Regions from separate parts of the Homo sapiens genome. Here region 2 is linked to region 1. Evidence: chromatin loops called from intact Hi-C (ENCODE). Cell type or tissue: heart right ventricle. All regions are shown on one strand. Each heading gives the region's core, and the rest is flanking DNA. Links, peaks and the distances in the headings are about the cores only. Region 1 has its middle 21 kb from the start of HTR1F. Region 2 overlaps HTR1F (5-hydroxytryptamine receptor 1F).

Region 1 (9,831 bases), core at 1,004-9,003:
CCTAAAAGCATACAGCAAATAAAGAAACATTTATTCAAGACAATCTAAATAATCACACAATAAGAACAAGGAGCATTTGTGGCATTTGAACCATGACCCATTTCTTTCCTTTCCCTTCCATCTTAGCATAGTAGAAACTTCAATCTAGTCGGGAGCAACCAAGAACATAGACTCCCTCTTTCTCCAGCTGCAATATCTTTCAGGAGAATTAAGGTCAGTTAAAATCTAGAATATCTCCCAGGAGAGGCAGGCTATCCGCGTTTCTCATGCCACCCAGCTCTCTGTTACAGTAGCCCTATTCCAAGGCAAGAATAACTGACCTAGCCCCCATTCTAGGACAGAAGCTAAACCCCAGGCACAGGAGTTGTAGAATGCTGAGACCTTGTTAACCTTCATCCCAGCTCACTTATAAGTCTAAGTGAGCTTGTCCCTTCCATGCTGGGAGGAATAAACTAAGAAGAACAAAGGTATGCAGTTCCAACCAGTTTCCTGCTTGTAAAACAGTGTGTCACTCAAAGACAAGTGAAACAATATCCCTACACTCAGCTTTAGAGCAGTCGTGCACAGATTTTGTTCAGGGGCAGAGAAGACAATAAGAAGAGAGAGCTCTGAAACACTCCCCAAAAGACCTGACTTTATTTGGAAAAGAGTACGGGGAAAGTTCAAGCTTAGGGACAATCTTGAAAACAAATAAGAGGATAATGGGAGCTCCATGAGTGTGGTGAGCTACACCATTTCCAATATAGAAAATATAGAAATCTAACAAAGAGAGCTAGAGACAGAGACGGGTAGTAAGAGGGTCCTCTTGGGTTGGAATGAAAACCAAAAATGAGTCTCATAGACTACCCTGGCAAAGAGTATCAAATTTTAAAAAAAAGCAGAAAAATATCCAAAGAAATAATGGCTAAAATATATTTTATTTTATTTTTTAACTTATTTTTTAATTTGTATGAATGTAGGACATTCAAATGCAGTTTTGTAACATAGATATATTGTGTAGTGGCAAAATATAGCCTTTTAGTATAATCATCGTCCAAATAATGTACATAAATAATTTCTCATCCTTTACCCTTCTCCCGCTGTCCCAACCTTCCAGGCCTCCAGTGCCCATTATTCCGCATTCTATGTTCATTTGTATACATTATTTAGCTCCCACTTATAATTGACAACATATAGTTTTTGATTGTACTAATTACCTAATCTAGGTATTTGCGTAGAGATTGTACTAATTAACATTCCCACCAACAATGTAGAAGTATTCTCTTGTCTCTGCAGCCTCACAACCTCTGTTGTATTTTGACTTTTTAATAATATCCATTCTGACTGGTATAAGATCGTATCTCATTGTGGTTTGAGTTTTTATTTTTCTGATTAGTGATGTTGAGTTTTTTTCATATGCTTATTGATAATTTCTATGTCTTTTCAGAAATGTTTGTTCATATAATTTGCCCACTTTTTAATGAGGTTATTTGATTTTTAAAATTGTTGTTAACTGTTTGGATTTCTTATAGATTCTGGATATTATTCCCTTGTTGAATGCAAGTTTTGCAAAAATTTTCTCTTATTCTGTAGGTTGTCTGTTCACTCTGTTATTTCTTTGGCTATGCAGAAGCTTTTTAATTTAATTAAATCTCATTTGTCTATTTTTGTTTTTGTTAACTTTATTTTTGAGGTGTTAGTCATGAATTTTTTTGCCTAAACATATGTTCAGAAGAGTTTTTCTGAGGTATTCTTTTTTTTATAGTTTTAGGTTTTGTATTTAAGTCATTAATTCATTTTGAATTAATTTTATGTATGGTGAGAGTTAAAATCCAGTTTCATTCTTCTTCATATGGCAAACCATTTTTTCCAGCACTATTTATTGAATAAGATGTCTTTTCCCCAATGTATGTTTTTGTTGACTTTATCAAAGATTAGTTGGCTTTAGGTATGTGGCTTTGTTTCTGGGTTTTCCATTCTGTTCCATACATCTATTTGTCTATTTTTATACCAGAACTACACTATTTTGGTTACTATAGCCTTGAGGTAATTTGAAGTCATGTAATGTAATGCTTCTAGCTTTGTTCTTTTTGCTTAGGTATGCTTTGCTATTTAGGGTCCTTTTTGGTTCCATATGAATTTTAGGATTCTTTTTTCTAATTGTGAGAAAAATGATATTGATATTTTTATAGAAATTACATTGATTCTGTAGATTGCTTTGGGAAGTATGGTCATTTTAATGATATTGATTCTTTTGATGCATGAACATGGGATGTTTTTACATTTGCTTGTGTCATCTATGATTTCCTTCCTCAATGTTTGTTGTTTTCCTTGTAGAGATCTTTCATCTTCTGGGTTAAATATATTCCTAAGTATTTTATTTTTGTAGTGATTGCGAATGGGATTGGCTTCTTGATTTTGTTCTCAGTTTGATTGTTACTAGTGTGTAGAAGTTCCACTGATTTTTGTACATTGATTTTGTATCCTGAAACTTTACTGAACCGATTTATCAAATCTAGGAGTCTTCTGGAGGACACTTTAACGTTTTCCATATGTAAGATTATATCATCAGCAAACAGATAATTTGACTTACTCTTTTTCAATTTGGTACTTTGTTTTTTTCTTGCCTGATTGCTCTGGCAATCAGGTTCTTCCAGTACTATGTTGAATAGGAGTAGTGAATATGAGCATCCCTGTATTGCTCTAGTTCTTAAGGGAAATGCTTTCAATTTTTCCCCATTCAATATGATGTTTGCTGAGGGTTTGTCTTATATGAATGTTATTATTTTGAACATTCATATAATTATCCTTGAATTATTCTTGCCTGATTGCTCTGGCAATCATAGTACTTCTGGTGCTATGTTGAATAGGGGTGGTGAATATGAGCATTCCTGTCTTGCTCTAGTTCTTAAGGGAAATACTTTCAATTTTTCCCCATTCAATATGATGTTTGCTGAGGGTTTGTCTTATATGAATGTTTTTATTTTGAAGTATGTTTCTTCTATGCCTAGTTTGTTGAGGGTTTATATCATAAGAGGATTCTGAATCTTATCAAATGCTTCTTTTGCATCTATTGAGATGATCATATGATTTTTGTTTTCTGTTTATGTGGCAAATCACATTTATTGATATGCATATGTTAAACCATCCTTGCATCTCTGGAATAAAATCCACTTGGTCATGATGAATTATCTTTTTGATATGTTGTTGCACTTGGTTTGTTAGTATTAGGTTTGCTAGGATTTTTGCATCTATGTTCATCAGGAATATTGGTCTGTAGTCTTTTCTGTTGTGTTCTTGCCTGGCTTTGGTATCAGGGTAATACTGGCTTCATAGAATGAGTTAGGGAGGAATACCTCCTCCTTGATTATTTGGAAGAGTTTTAGGAGGATGGGTACCATCTCTTCTTTGAATGTTTTATAGAATTTGGCTGTGAATCCATCTGCTCCTGTGCTTTTTTGAGGAGGGAGATTTTTTTAATTACTGATTCAATTTCACTACTTTTATTAGTCTGTTCAGGATTTCTGTTTCTTTATCATTCAATCTTCGGAGGATGTATGTTCCCAGGAATTTATCCATTTCCTCAGATTTCAAGTTTGTGCATGTATGGTTTTTCATATGTCTCTAATGATTGTTTTTTATTTCTGTGGTATCAGTTGTAATGTCTCCTTTTTTCATTTCTGAATACGTGTATTTTGGATCTTCTCTTTTCCTGGTTCATCTTGCTAGTGGTCTATCAACCTTATTTATCTTTTCAAAGAAACAACTTTTCATTTCATGGATCTTTTGTATTGTTCTCTTGTTCTCAATTTCACTTAGTTCTGCTCTAATCTTTGTTGTTTCTTTTCTTCTGCTAGCTTTTGGCTTAATTTTTTTCTTGTTCTTCTAGTTATTTGAGGTGAAATTTTTGGTTGTTAACTTGTGATGTTTTTATTATTTTGATGTAGGCATTTAATGCTATAAAATTCCATCTTAGCACTGCTTTTGCTGTATCCCAAAAGTTCTGGTATGTTATATCTTGATTTTCAATCATTTAAAAATATTTTAAATTTTTCATATTAATTTAGCCATTGACTCAAAGATGGTTCAAGTTTATGTTGTTTAATTTCCATATATTTGTATCATTTTCAGAGTCTCTGTAGACATTGATTTCTATTTTTATTCCACTATGGTCCAAAAAGATACTTGGCATGATTTTAAATTTTTAAATTTTTTGAGACTTGTTTTCTGGCCTAACATATGGTCTATCTTGGAGAATGTTTCATGTGCAGATGAGAAGAATGTATATTCTACAATTGTATATTCTACAAATATATGTTAGGTCCATTTGTTCTAAAGTCCAATTTAGGTCCAGTGTTCCTTTTGTTGATTTTCTGTCTTGATGATTTGTCTTATGCTGTCAGTGGGGCATTGAAGTCATCCACTATTATTGCATTGCTGTTTATCTCTTCTTTAGGTCTAGTAATTGTTTTATGAATCTGGGTGCTCCAGTGCTGGTGCATATGTATTTAGGATGATTGTATCTTCTTGGTGAATTGATGTTTTTATTAATATATAATGACCTTCTTTGTCTTTTTTTAAACTATTGTTTATTTGAGGTCTGCTTTATCTACATAAGTATAGCCACTACTGCTCACTTTTGCTTTCCATTTTCATGAAATATCTTTTTCCACCTCCTTACATTCCATCTGTAAGTGTTTTTAAAAGTAAGGCAAGTTTCTTATAAGCAGTATATAGTTGGTTCCTGTTTCTTTATCTATTTCTACAATCTATATCTTCTAGATGGAGCATCTAACCTATTTATATACAAGGTTGACATTGATATGTGAAGTTTTTTTTCCTGTCATAATCTTAACTGTTATTTAGTTGCTTTGTAGATTGTTTCTTTTTTTTTTCTTTTTGTCTTTGTGGTTTGGTGTTCAAGTGTGTTGCCATGTTGTTTCTTTCTCTTTTCTCCTTTGTGTAATTGTTTTATGGGACACTATGAGCACTATGCACTTGTGTCAGCAGATGTTGTAATGGACTGCATGTTGAACTGCCAGCCAGTAGGTGGCACTTGTCAGTGAAAGCCAGCTGCAGTGGTAGCAGTCGAGTTTATGCTTGATCTTTGATAACCAGGAGATATACTTGGGTGTCACAGGTGATGGGCTGGGCCTTGGAACTTCCAATGTTTCCAGTCCTGTGCTCTGCTTCCAAGATGGGGGTGGGGTTGCAAAGCTTGGCAGGACTAGGACAAGCAAGTCTGCACTTGGGTCATGCAATGGCAGGTGCAAGTGCTGGTCCTGATGGGGGTTAGAAGGCAGTTCTTAAGCCCCTGGAGAACTCTCCAGGAAGAAATGGAGCAATTGATGACGTTCTATGAGTTAATATAGGGAAGGAGGGGCAGCTTGGGCTCCAAATGCTAGCATGCAGTAGTGGGAACCGCCTCCATTCCATGCTCTCAACTTGGTGGGCTCCCTCCTGTGGCCTGTTACTGGTAGCAAGCTGAGACAGCCAGGCAAGTCACAAGCAATTTGTCTTCATATCATAAGACTGCTAATGCCATTAAACTCCCTGCCCAGGATGAAACCATAGCTCCCAGGCCAAATGCCTCCCAGTCCAGTCCTGTGAAAGCGAGGCACCCAACAACCACGATTACAGCTGGAGCACACACCACACTCACCTCTCAAGTCTGGGTGTGGAGTCTCCTCCCTGCTCAAGAATAGATTGCAAATACCCATCTGGAGACCATCCAAATCAGTGACTGCCTCCTATCCTGGCTGGCAGGTTCCTCTCAGCCCACTCCCCAAATTTTATTAAAAACATAAATCTACATATTCAAAAGTGAAATGAAATCCAGCTAAGATAAATGCAGATTCAACATAGTCCCAAAACTATATGAAGTAAAAACTGACATAGCAGAAAAACAATTCAACAATAAGATTTGGAGAATACATTACCCCCAAGTTCAATAAGGTATGGAACAACTGGAAAAATATCAATAAGAAAGGCTTGAACAACACTATATACCAACTAGACCTACCCACATCTATAGCACAGTCCATTAACAATAGCAGAGTACATGTTCTTCTGAAGCACACAAGGAATATTCTTTAGGATAAACAATATGCTGGACCATAAAAACACGCCTCGATAATTTTTTTTTATTTTACAGCTGTTTTTAAATTTATTTTTATTTATTTATTTTTCTATAAGTTATTGGAGTACAGGTGACATTTGGTTACATGAGTAAGTTCTTTAGGGGTGATTTGTGAGCTTTTGGTGCATCATTCACCCCAAGCAGTATACACCACACCATATTTGTAGTCTTTTATCCATCGCCCCCCTACCTCTCTTCCCCCCAAGTCCCCAAAGTTCACTGTAGCATTCTTATGCCTTTGTGTCCTCATAGCTTAGCTCCAACGTATCAGTGAGAACATACGATGTTTGGTTATACATTCCTGAGTTACTTCACTTAGAATAATAGTCTCCATTCTCATCCAGGCCATTGCAAATGCTGTTAATTTATTTCTTTTTATGGCTGCATAGTATTCCATCATATATATATATCACAGTTTCTGTATTCATTCATTGATTGATGGGCATTTGGGTTGGTTCCATGATTTTGCTATTGTGAATTGTGCCACTAAAAACATGGATGTGCAAGTATCTTTTTTGAACAATGACTTCTTTTCCTCTGGGTAGATACCCAATAGTGGGATTGCTGGATCAAATGGTAGTACTACTTTCTTGGTTCTTTAAGGAATCTCCAAACTGTTTTCCACAGTGGCTGTACTAGTTTACATTCCCACCAGCAGTGTAGAAGTGATCCCTGTTCACCGCATCCATGTCAGCATCTACTGTTTTTTTATTTTTTTCATTACGACCATTCTTGCAGGAGTAAAGTGGTATCACATTGTGGTTTTCAGTTGCATTTCCCTGATCCTTAGTGATGTTGAGCATTTTTTCATATGTTTATTGGCCACTCATATATCTTCTTTTGAGAACTGTCTATTCATTAGCCTACTTTCTAAGAGGATTTTTGTTTTTTTCCTACTGGTTTGTTTTGAGTTTGCTTCTACAACAAACTGGATATTAGTCCTTTGTCAGCTGTACAGTTGTAAACATTTTCTCCTACTCTGTGGGTTGTCTGTTTACTCTGCTGACTGTTCCTTTTGCTGTGCAAAAGCTCTTTAGTTTAATTAGGTCCCAGCTATCTATCTTTGTTTTTGTTGCATTTGCTTTTGGGTTCTTGGTCATGAAATCCTTGTCTAAGCCAATGTCTAGAAGGGTTGTTTCAATGTTATCTTCTAGAATTTTTATAGTTTCAGGTCTTAAGTTTAAGTCCTTAATCCACTTTGGGTTGATTTTTGTATAAGGTGAGAGAAGAGGGTCCGGTTTCATTCTTCCACAGGTGGCTAGCCAATTAACCCAGCACCATTTTTTGAAAACGGTGTCCTTTCCCCACTTTATATTTTTGTTTGCTTTGTCAAAGATCAGTTGTCTGCAAGTATTTGGGTTTATTTTTGTGTTCTCTATCCTGTTCCACTGACCTATGTGCCCATTTTTGTATCAGTACCACACTGTTTTGGTGACTATGATCTTAAAGTATAATTTGAAATCAGGTAGCGTGATGCCTCCAGATTTGTTTTTTTTTTTTTTTTTTTTTTTTTTTTTTTTTTTGCTTAGTCCTACTTTTGCTATGTGGGCTCTTTTTTGGTTCCATATGAATTTTAGAATTTTTTTTCTAATTTTGTGAAGAAAGACAGTGGTATTTTGATGGGGACTGCATTGAATTTACAGATTGCTTTTGGCCATATGGTCATTTTCACAATATTGATTCTACCCATCTATGCGCATGGGATGTGTTTTCATTTTTTTGTCTTGTCTATGATTTCTTTCAGTAATGTTTCATAGTTTTCCTTGTAGAGGTCTTTTCACTCCTTGGTTAGGTATATTCCTAAGCATTCTTTTTGCAGCTATTGTTAAAGGGGTTGAGTTCTTGATTTGATTTTCCACTTGTTCGCTGTTGATGTATAGAAGAGCTACTGATTTGTGTACATTAATCTTATATCCATAAACTTTGCTGAATTTTTTCTCAGTTCTAGGAGCTTTCTGGAGAAGTTCTTAGGGTTTTCAAGGTAAACAGTCAGATCTTCAGCAAACAGTGATAATTTGACTTCCTCTTTACCAATTTGGATGCCCTTTATTTCTTTCTCTTGTCTGATTGCTCTGGCTAGAACTTCCAGTACTATGTTGAAGAGGGTTGCTGAGAGTGCGCATCCTTGTCCTGTTCCAGTTCTCATAGGGAATGCTTTCAATTTTTCCTCTTTCGGTATTATGTTGGCTGTGGTTTTTGTCATAGATGGCTTTTATTAATTAAGATATGTCCCTTGTATGTCTATTTTGCTGAGAGATTTAATTATAAAGGGAGGCTGAATTTTGTCAAATGCTTTTTCTGCATCTATTGAAATGATCATGTGATCTTTGTTTTTAATTCTGTTTATGTGGTGTATCACATTTATTGACTTGTGTATGTTAAACCATCCCTAAATCCCTGGTATGAAACCCACTTTGTCATGGTGGATTATCTTTTTGATATGTTGTTAGTTAGTATTTTGTTAAGTTAGTTAGTATTTTGTTAAGAATTTTAGCATCAATGGTCATCAAAGATATCAGTCTGTAGTTTTCTTTTTCGGTTATGTCCTTTCCTGGTTTTGGTATTAGAGTGATGCTGGCTTCATAAAATATATTCGGGAGGGTTCCTTCTTTCTCTATCTTATGGAATAGTGTCGAAAGGAATGGTGCCAATTTTTTGAATGTCTGGTAAAATTCTGCTGTGAATCCATCTGCCCTGGACTTTTTTTTTTTTTTGGTAATTTTTCAAATACCATTATTTCAATCTCATTGCTTGTTATTGGTCTGTTCGGAGTATCTAACTCTTCCTAATCTAAGCTAGGAAGGTTATATTTTTCCAGGAATTTATCCATCTCTTCTAAGTTTTGTAGTTTATGTGCATAAAGGTGCTCATAGTAGCTTTGAATGATCTTTTGTATTTCAGTGATGTCAGTTGTAATATCCCATTTCACTTCTTAGTGAGGTTATTTGGATTTTCTCTCTTCTTTGCTTAATTAATCTTGCTAATAGTCTATCAATTTTATTTGTATTTTCAAATAACCAGCTTTTTTTTCATTTATATTTTGTATTGTCTTTTTTGTTTCAATTTCATTTAGTTCTACTCCGATCTTGGTAATTCCCTTTCTGCTGCTGGGTTTGGGTTTGCTTTGTTCTCGTTTCTCTAGTTCCTTGAGGTGTGACCTTAGAATGTCAGTTTTTGCTTTTCCAGTCTTCAAGATGTAGGTGCTTAGGGCTATGAACTTCCGTCTTAGTATCACCTTTGCTGTATCCCGGGGGTTTTGATAGGTTATATCACTACTGTCATTCAGTTCAAAGAATTTTTAAATTTCCATCTTGATTTCGTTTTTGGCCCAGTGCTCATTCAGGAACAGGTTATTTAATAGATTAATCAGATTAATAGCAGATTTCTGGTTTGCATGGTTCTGAAGTTTCCTTTTGGAGTGAATTTCTCCAGTTTTATTCCACTGCAGTCTGAAAGAGTGCTTGATACAATTTCAATTTTCTTAAGCTTCTTGAGGCTTGTTTTATGGTCTATCATATGGACTATCTCGGAGAAAGTTCTATGCACTGTTGAGTAGAATATGTATTCTGCAGTTGTTGGATAAAAATGTTCTGTATACATCTGTGAAGTCCATTTGTTCCAAGGTATAGTTTAAATCCATTGTTTCTTTATTGACTTTCTGTCTTGATGAGCTGTCTAGTGCTGTCAGTGGAGTATTGAAGTCCCCAACTATT
Region 2 (9,831 bases), core at 990-8,989, 220 kb after region 1:
TATTAATTCTATTTTATTATACTCCAAATGTTCTTAATTGACTTGTAATTAATATAATGGACTAAAGCAAAACTTATAAGCCATGAATGGAGAGTCCTTTTTCAGAAGCAAGGTAACCCGGTCATTACAATGGTGACTTATACAGAAGAATAATTTCCATTTCAGAGTGAGTGCCATTAGGGGCTGTCCTTACTAGTAAGTTTCTTTGGTAACGGACTTGTTTGATCATAGCTGTCATTATTATAATGGGCAGTGTTGTACGATTATTTGATTCCAACTAATCTTATTCTATCTTTTTAAACCAAATTAACTACTTATATCCACAAAGACAAGTAAGCACTCTGACATTTTCCTAATTTCATACAATGATCATGGAATGCTAAGGATATACTAATTTTTTTTGCTATTTCTCTTTATATAACCTCCATAGCTTGACATAAAATATACTAAAAGTTCCTTTAGTCTCCATAAGCCTAATGATAATGTTCTCAATGTAACTTTCAATTAAGTACAAAATTATTATTTTGAATAGTTTTTAATATAATATTTTCTTATATTGCATCATACAGTGCACAAATGGTGTGTGCTTTTGTTCCCAGACCAAACCGAGGGTCAGGCTGCTATTTTTCGCAGCCCAATAACGAGATGCAGATGAACTGGGGAGAAAGAGAGTTTTTATTTCTGTAACCAGTTACAGGGAGAAGGCCTGGAAATTACAAAGTTTTCCAGAGCTTAAATACCTTCTAAGCTATATGTCTTCATGTAAGTGTGCATTCATCTAAAGACAAAGAAGATTAACTTCTTTTAATTTATAACTGAGGTCTGAGTCCTGAAGGCCTTCTTCTGGAGCCTCAGTAAGTTTACTTAATCTAAATGAGTCTAGGTGCTGGGGTGATTACCCTTTTCTTGTCTCCTGCTAAATCGTAAAGGTTTGGGGAGTTCCTTTAGACCCCAATAAACTTGTTCGTGGAGTTTCTTCAGACCCCCAATAAAACTTGTTCATCCTAAATGGATCCTGTTAAGAATTCCTTTGTTATTTTGTCATGCTTCAAGCCTAGGAAAAGCCTAAGCAAAACTCTTGGTGGGCTCTTTGTTACATTCCAGCCTTTGAATAAGGGCACTGGCTCTATCAGCTTTGAATATATAACTCAACTAGTCAGTCAGTAGTACTGAAACAGTTGTTACGGAGGCCTGCGTTATTGAGATCGGGCCTGCCACACTTTTAAACTTTTTCTGACATGGACAAAGAGAAAAACCAATTCTATAATGGCAGAGATTTCACTGAGTAACAAGCTAGAGTATTCATTAAAAATTGTTGTATTTAACCTATATTTTAAGAAATGTTTTGGAAGTTACTGGCTTTTTTTACTGTTCTCATTAAATTTCTTAAATAAAAAGGAAAACTAAAACCTTCAATCTGAACCTCATTTTTTTAATCTATAGAATATTCTGGGTAAACATAACATACACTTTTTAAAAATTATTCTGAAAGGAAGAGAAAAGTTCTTGAAGCCTTCTCTGAACTGTTTTTTCTCTTCCCTTGTTACAGGTATCCATTTTTCAGCTATATTAATCTTTTAAAACAAAGAAAATGGATTTCTTAAATTCATCTGATCAAAACTTGACCTCAGAGGAACTGTTAAACAGAATGCCATCCAAAATTCTGGTGTCCCTCACTCTGTCTGGGCTGGCACTGATGACAACAACTATCAACTCCCTTGTGATCGCTGCAATTATTGTGACCCGGAAGCTGCACCATCCAGCCAATTATTTAATTTGTTCCCTTGCAGTCACAGATTTTCTTGTGGCTGTCCTGGTGATGCCCTTCAGCATTGTGTATATTGTGAGAGAGAGCTGGATTATGGGGCAAGTGGTCTGTGACATTTGGCTGAGTGTTGACATTACCTGCTGCACGTGCTCCATCTTGCATCTCTCAGCTATAGCTTTGGATCGGTATCGAGCAATCACAGATGCTGTTGAGTATGCCAGGAAAAGGACTCCAAAGCATGCTGGCATTATGATTACAATAGTTTGGATTATATCTGTTTTTATCTCTATGCCTCCTCTATTCTGGAGGCACCAAGGAACTAGCAGAGATGATGAATGCATCATCAAGCACGACCACATTGTTTCCACCATTTACTCAACATTTGGAGCTTTCTACATCCCACTGGCATTGATTTTGATCCTTTACTACAAAATATATAGAGCAGCAAAGACATTATACCACAAGAGACAAGCAAGTAGGATTGCAAAGGAGGAGGTGAATGGCCAAGTCCTTTTGGAGAGTGGTGAGAAAAGCACTAAATCAGTTTCCACATCCTATGTACTAGAAAAGTCTTTATCTGACCCATCAACAGACTTTGATAAAATTCATAGCACAGTGAGAAGTCTCAGGTCTGAATTCAAGCATGAGAAATCTTGGAGAAGGCAAAAGATCTCAGGTACAAGAGAACGGAAAGCAGCCACTACCCTGGGATTAATCTTGGGTGCATTTGTAATATGTTGGCTTCCTTTTTTTGTAAAAGAATTAGTTGTTAATGTCTGTGACAAATGTAAAATTTCTGAAGAAATGTCCAATTTTTTGGCATGGCTTGGGTATCTCAATTCCCTTATAAATCCACTGATTTACACAATCTTTAATGAAGACTTCAAGAAAGCATTCCAAAAGCTTGTGCGATGTCGATGTTAGTTTTAAAAATGTTTATTATTGAAGGATGGGGGTTTTTGAGGGGAGGAATAACTAGATGAATGCCAAATAATAAAACACTTAAGCTTTTAGAGGGAAATACATGAAAACTGCTAAATTGATAAGGCTATAATTTATATTTTAATAGCAATGTGAATATAAAAGTTATTGATCACCACTATTCTAGGGTATTCAAAATTAGAAAATAATTTATGTAGGTTATAAACAATATTTTGCCTATGCAATGTTCCTAAAAAGCTAACTGGAAAAAATATATATATATACAATAGTAATGACAGTGATTTTCCATGTTTACATCTTACAATAATTATAGAGGAGTTTTCAATTAACAACATACCTCCCTCCATAATTTCTATCTAGTCCTACTGTTTTATAATATAATTCTATTATTTTGTATAAGAAAATATAATTCACCACAAAGTACACATTTCTCCTGTCTCCATTCTTGTCCCTTCTCCATCTTACCCTGAGCAAAAGGGAGGGGGAAGGAGCAACTCTTACTTAGTGTGACTGCAGAAAATGTAAAAAAGTCAGAGCTTGAAATTGTCCTTGTGTTTAGGTAGCAAAGAGTAATCATAAAGTGGGTTAGGTACAGCAAAATAATTCAATACTGAACTTGTGCATATTTAATGTATTATGTTTGATATAAACTTCTAGAATAATATTATCTTATCCTTATATTATCAGCATTTGAAATCAAAGCCTTACCTTAGTAACAATAACTCAACAAAGGGGCATGGGTGACGTTGTTATAATTGCTCTCTGTTTACTTAGGAATCAAATTTAAAGCACTAAATATCATAGATTACTCACCACAGTTATACTCTTAACATCTTTTTAAAAGTATAAAATGTATTTCATTTCTGTTAATAAGCTCAGTTATTAACTAAATTGTCTGTGGTATTTTGCACTTCAGTATTTTCCATACCTTTGATTTCAACATTATTTCCCGTTTACTAGACAGAATATAATGGAAATTTTTAGAACTTTCCCTTTACTTTAAAATATTTCTACTTTTCCAATTGGTAGAAATGAACAGGAAAAAAGACTCATATTACACTAATTAATAAATGTACACACATATATATTTTTGTAATTAGTCACTCTACTAGTTCAGTGAGCCAAAGCAATTCCATAAGTTTTTCTTCCATATTTATAAAAGGATTTGAAAACAATAGAACCATGAGTTTGAGAGGATTTTATTTTATTTGAACCAGCAAGGTCATAGACTACCTTTGGGAAGACCTATCATCAACCAAGATCGTTTGAAAAACAATATATACCTTTTTTTAAGTTGTACATTTATGTGCATTGTAAATATTCCTTCCTGATGGTGTGGTTAAGAGTACATTACATCAATTTTATGTATATATAGATCTGTGACAAATTACTCTCAATCTAACAAACATTTACAGAGTTCCCATTTTATACAAGGCATTGAGACATATACTAGATAGAAGATATACGAAATAATAAAATACAGTTTTTTTTCCTGAATATGTTTACAGTCTAAAAGGAGAAACAAGAAAAAATAAAACTATAATAGAAAAGAGCAAACTAAAATCTGGCATGGAAGTTGTTTACACAGTTATGATGGTGCAGAGGAAAAACTGATCGCATCTTGTTTAGAAAAATCAGAAATATTTCACAAAGAATGTATCTAGAACACATGTCAAATACACAGCACTGGGGCAAGAAAAATGGAAGAGCACACTCCAGGTTGTGACAACATCAGGATACAAACTGCACCATGCAAGTATTTGGTGGGGCATGTTCATAAATAGCAATGAGTTTGGCAACTATTTAGAGCAATAGAGGAAAAGGATATTAAAAGAAAAATTGGGCATTTTTGTGGCTGACTTTGAACGTCAGAAAAAAGTCTACAGTCAATTTTATTGCTGACGATGGGTAATCACTGATACTTTTAGCAAAAATATTACAAGTTTAGAGCAAATCTAAACAAAAAAGAAAGAAAAAAAATGGATCTGTCTCAATGCCATCAGAGAGAAAGCAGCGTTATTATTGAGATGATGACTTCCCGTTAGAAAGCAAATCAGTAATCCAGGCAAGAGGTGATGAAGTCCTGAACTTGATTCTAGCAATGGGAATAAAAAGAAAGAAACAGATGAAAGATGGTACGAAGAAGTACAATCCTCAGGTTATAATAAATTATTTAATAAGCAAGCAGTGGGAGAGACATGAGTCTATGAGATAACATCCTTAACCAAAATGAAGAACCCAACAGAAAGGGCCTATTGGTGAAACGGTTACTTCTTTTTTGGGTATGTTAAACACATAAAGATATGTCAGAGCTCATAGATACTAATGACCATGTCTTGCTCAAGCCACACTGACAAGTAGATGAGGTTTCTCTCTGACCTCAAAACTGACAGGTAAACGAGTGTCCCAGCCATCTCTTTTGTCCTCACTTCACTTGACCGCCCAAGGGCCCTTATGCTGAGTTGACAGGCCAAAGCTGGCCATAGTCCCTGTCATTCTCTGTTTACTTCTCTTTCCCTTCTCTTCTCACTTACCAAAATTTAATTCTGTGATTTCTTCATTCAATGACTTTGCTCTAAAGTTAAAATTATCTGTTGAGTTAATTTATTTATACTTATCTCAGACATTTATATATTTGTATTGGGAAACTAAGAGACACAACCATTGAACAACCCAAGGAGAGTGAGGCTCACCCAGATACAGACACTGCCCTCTGATCTGAGTTGGACTGAGACCCAAATCTAGGAAAATAACGCTGTAAGTGACAAAGTCATAGATCCCTTCAGAGCTCAGAGGAGAATCAAGTTTATCATTACTGTGTATGATCCAAAGAACCACAACAAATTCCAATTATTATCACTTCATCTATGTGTTTCCCCTACATGCTGAGGGTACAGAGCATGCCTTCCTTCCTGAAAAAAATATGAATATGAATATTTAGTTATTTTATTTTATTGAGTCAGGGTCTCATTCTGTTGCCCAGGCTGGAGTGCAATGGTGTGATCTTCGCTCACTGCTACCTCCGCCTCCTGGGCTAAAGCCATTCTCCCACCTCAGCCTCCTGAGTAACTGGGACTACAGGCATGCATCACTGCACCCGGCTAAGTTGTCTTTTGTAGAGACGGGGTTTTACCACATTGTCCAGGTTGGTCTTGGACTCCTGAGCTCAAGTGATCCTCCCACCTCAGCCTCCAAAAGTGGTGGGATTATAGGTGTGAGCCACTGCAACTGGCCTATTTTATTTTTCTAGAGACAAAGTCTCATTCTGTTGCCCAGGCTGGAGTGCAGTTGTACAATCACTGCTCACTGCAATCTTGAACTCCTGGGGCTCAAGTGATCCTCTCACCTCAGTCTCCCAAGTAGCTGGAACTACAGGCATGCACCACCACCCCCGGATAATTTTTTTTATTTCTTACTTTTCGAAGAGATGACGTCTTGCTGTGTTGCCCAGGCTGCTCTCAAACTCCTGGCCTCAAGTGATCCTCCCACCTTGTCTTCCCAAAGCATTTGGATTACAGGCTTGATCCACCACACCTGGCCTCTCTTTAATATCTTTAAAGTGGTAGGGTCAGATAGGTTATGTAGAGATTAATCATCTACAATTTGTGCTTTCTTTGAAATTTATGAAGGACAGATTACAATTAACATGATATATTTCTCTGAATACATAGGATTTCAATGAGATTTTTCTCTCATTGAAAAATCCTCCAAGTTACTAATAGCTAAGCATTTTTACAGAAATATATATATATATTTGGCACCTATAACAAATGTAGCAATATAAGGATTTATGTATTTAACCGATAAGGTAGAAAAAGAAAATATAAATATCATAGAAATAGTTAAATACCAGATAAGGAGGAGTTACCTCCTGCTAGGATTTCAAACATACTGGCACTAGAAAATTAAATGAAAATTTTATTTTTGCTCCACTCCTCTAAAACTTATCAAGTGATGAAAGGCATGGAAAAAAGACCAAAGAAAAATAGAAAGTCACACTACTAAAAACTAAATTCACTCCAATACTCTACCAATAGACATACCTATGTAAAAATTATGCTTGAAAATTCACTTCTGCTTGTGAAACATGGTCTTAATTGTAGAACTGGTTTAAGTATATGGATTGTCTGGGTTAACTGAATTTTTTTGATTTTGGTTTTGTTCTGTTTTACAATAAACCCACAGGGTCAAATCTACAGCACAGTTTATCCAAGTCCTGGCAGTCGATGGGTCCATCCTTAAGTAGGGCCAATTTCCATTTTGAATCTCCAAAACCAGTTTCCTTTCCCTTTTGTAGTAATTTTGATTCCCCACCCACCCATCCCCAGCTTGCCCTAAGTGGTATGTCCCTTGTTTATATCAGTTATGTCAGTTCCAAATTTTAAAATTCCCTTAGCACAGCATAATCCCCATATTCACAGGCTCAAAGTTAAGCTTTTCCCTCTGTACCCAGAGAGTCCTGTGTCAAAACTAAATGGAGAATTAATTGGAAGCCAATTACTAGGCAATGCATTGATTTGCTGCACCAAATAGCATGAAAGTCGAGATTATCATAAGCTTATTGCTGAAATGCATTCCTCTATTTCAAGGAAGAAGCCATTTTCTCATGACTTTATACCAGACTATTTTTAACTCATAGGTCAAAGAATTAGGTTTACTGCTTTACAGTACAAAGGAAGCAAGAAAAATATTTCCTTAACATATCCTGAAGTCCTTCAAAAGTAATCCTGCTCAATTCAAAATGTGTCCATATTAATTTGTTTCAGAAAATGTGTTTCTAGACTCTAATAACTAGATAACTAAAATGATTATATTCAGACCTTTATTTTGCCAAAAATATTTCTAAAAGCAAACTAACATTTTTGTCATGAATAAAGTAAATATTTTCTTATGATATTGTGATAATTTTTCTTGTTCTTTTGAATCAATATGCTTTCTCTCATTATTTAAAATGAGGAACTTACTGTTGAGAGAAATATTTTCTAACATTATAATAAATACTGAGTTATTCATACAGAATATCTTCTCTGTACAAAATGTGGCATGCTTGAAGTCGATCTGGGAAGAGTAGAATTTTTTCAAAGAATTTACACACTCTGGTTAGGGCAGAAACTATAAACATTTTGTTTGAGTAAAAAAGATATTATTTTACCAACAGTAACAACAATAAATCTTGTCAAAGCAATCTTTCATCAAAACTTGTTTTTAGTTTCAGTTCCAATTTTTATCGCAGAGTTTCTTCCTCTGCAAGGACACTAAAATTACCTATTGATTTATGTAGACACAGAAAACCAAAGCAATGTGCATAAGAATCACCAAAGATGCTTGTTACAAAGACAAATTCCAGATTTGAAATCAGAAAAGGTTGAAGTTAAATCCTGGTTCTTCTGCTAATCATTAACTTGATGCTAAGCAAATTTCATCTAACCTGCTTTCTTCAGATTAGAGATGAAAGACTACGGAGATAGAGTGAAATAAAGCAAATGCTCTTGAAAAAATGCTAAAAGACTACAAAATAGAAATTTGCATTATTTATCATTATTTTCCATACTAAGGAGTGAGTCAGAGGGCATTTGACACGCAACCTGGTGTTCTGCATTGTGGGTTTCCTGTTGCTGAATGTGGAGAAGAGCCAGTAAGTCATCGATGGCCTTCCGCTCCTGGCTCTCCATGGTAGAACAGTAACTCCCAGTAACCCCAGCCACAGCCACAAATACCACCCTGTGGGTACTCACAGTCTTTCCCTTTGCTCTATACTTCCATCCTTATTACTAAAAGACTGGCATGCTCAAAGGTTGTTTAGCTTTCTAGAAAAATGTAATGCAATTCTTCTACCCTATTAAATTCATAACTGCAATTATTCCAGAAGTAATTTCTTCTATTGATGTATTCAGAGACCTTTTTCCATATATTCTAGATAGGGTATTATTTCAATCCTTTAAACAATAAAGGTGAAACTTTCATTTGAAATGAAAATTCTAAGTTGATGAGAACAAGACTAGAGGTGTAACTGTAGGGTCTATTAAGTATTAGAAAAAATACTACTAATTTATATGCAAAAATTAATACTTAAGAAACTACTCAATATCAATGTCTCCCTGTTGCTTATTTCACTGCATACAGACTCTTGCTGGCTTTTAGGGTCTTCATAACCAAAGTACCACTCTCTGGAAAATCTTACTTCCCACTGTCCTCCTTGGTCCCAACAAATGCTATCTTCTCCAATCTGGTCCCTCTCTCCACTGTCCTCACTATGTGCCTTCCTCATTCTTGTCTCTATTGCCCTTTAGACTTTTTGTTTTCTTCTCCCATGTGAAATGCCCTCTACCTCCTTGATGTTAAGCAACTTATCCTTCAAAGTACAGATTCAATTTCACTTCCTCCTTGAAACTGAATCCATACTGTGCTTGAAGTCAGTATCCCTCAATATTATTTCCAATAATTCCTTATTTGTTTTAAGTATCTCTAATTTCTTCATGAGTGTTTGGTTTTTATACCAACTATAAAGAGTACTGTAAGTTACTTAAAGGACATGTGATTATTTCTGTCCCTTCCACATTTATCCCAAATATTTATCTTCACTTCTATATGTAATAAAAGAAATGCAAATGTGTCAATATCAAAAAGGAAACTGAGAGGTTGCTAAAAATAAAAAAGCAGTGCTTATTTTTCAATGATTAGAGAATACCTTACTGATAATGAAATACATAAAACTCATAGGACACTAATTTTCTGGAAATGTCTATGTATAACGATAAATTTCAAAGATCTGTTTGCTAATTATACATTATTAATCATTTATACAATATATGAATATGCTTTAAATCACCTATTTTAAAGACAATATTTTGGTTATTATTTTAAAACAGATATAAATAATAAATAATCCACTTGGTCATATTAAAATTAAGCTATTGGCTTCCAGCTCACCTAATGTGAAATTACTTTTCTTCATAACTTCCTTACTGGCCCCAGCCCCCTCTGTTTCACAATTTTTGTGTGGATGAGAAGCGGGTAGCATTTTAAAGTAGAGAAATATCTCTGCAATGAAATAGGAATTGCAATATGTTCTTCAGCTCAAAAGGAACAGCTCTTACTTCCTGAGGAATTATAGAACTCAC

Evidence for each region. Peaks named below come from ENCODE experiments on the same cell type or tissue, not always from the same donor. Only the 100,000 strongest peaks of a DNase experiment are listed, where the experiment ranks them.
Region 2: a loop joins it to region 1, with 3 times the contacts of the local background. A loop is called at or near these places in 42 of 110 quality-filtered maps.

The regions. Positions count from the first base shown.
Region 1 is chr3:87,766,428-87,776,258 of GRCh38, forward strand. No RefSeq gene overlaps it. Among named protein-coding and RNA genes, the nearest start is that of HTR1F, 21 kb to the right of the region's middle. In heart right ventricle, for the core only: a CTCF peak has its summit at 5,029 (motif pointing right); no DNase peak of the experiment used is centred there.
Region 2 is chr3:87,989,159-87,998,989 of GRCh38, forward strand. HTR1F (5-hydroxytryptamine receptor 1F) reads left to right here. Exons shown (of 3, transcript NM_001322209.2): 3 at 1,550-4,681. The coding sequence starts at 1,592. The coding sequence ends at 2,692. Among named protein-coding and RNA genes, the nearest start is that of CGGBP1, 65 kb to the right of the region's middle. In heart right ventricle, for the core only: no CTCF peak of the experiment used is centred there; no DNase peak of the experiment used is centred there.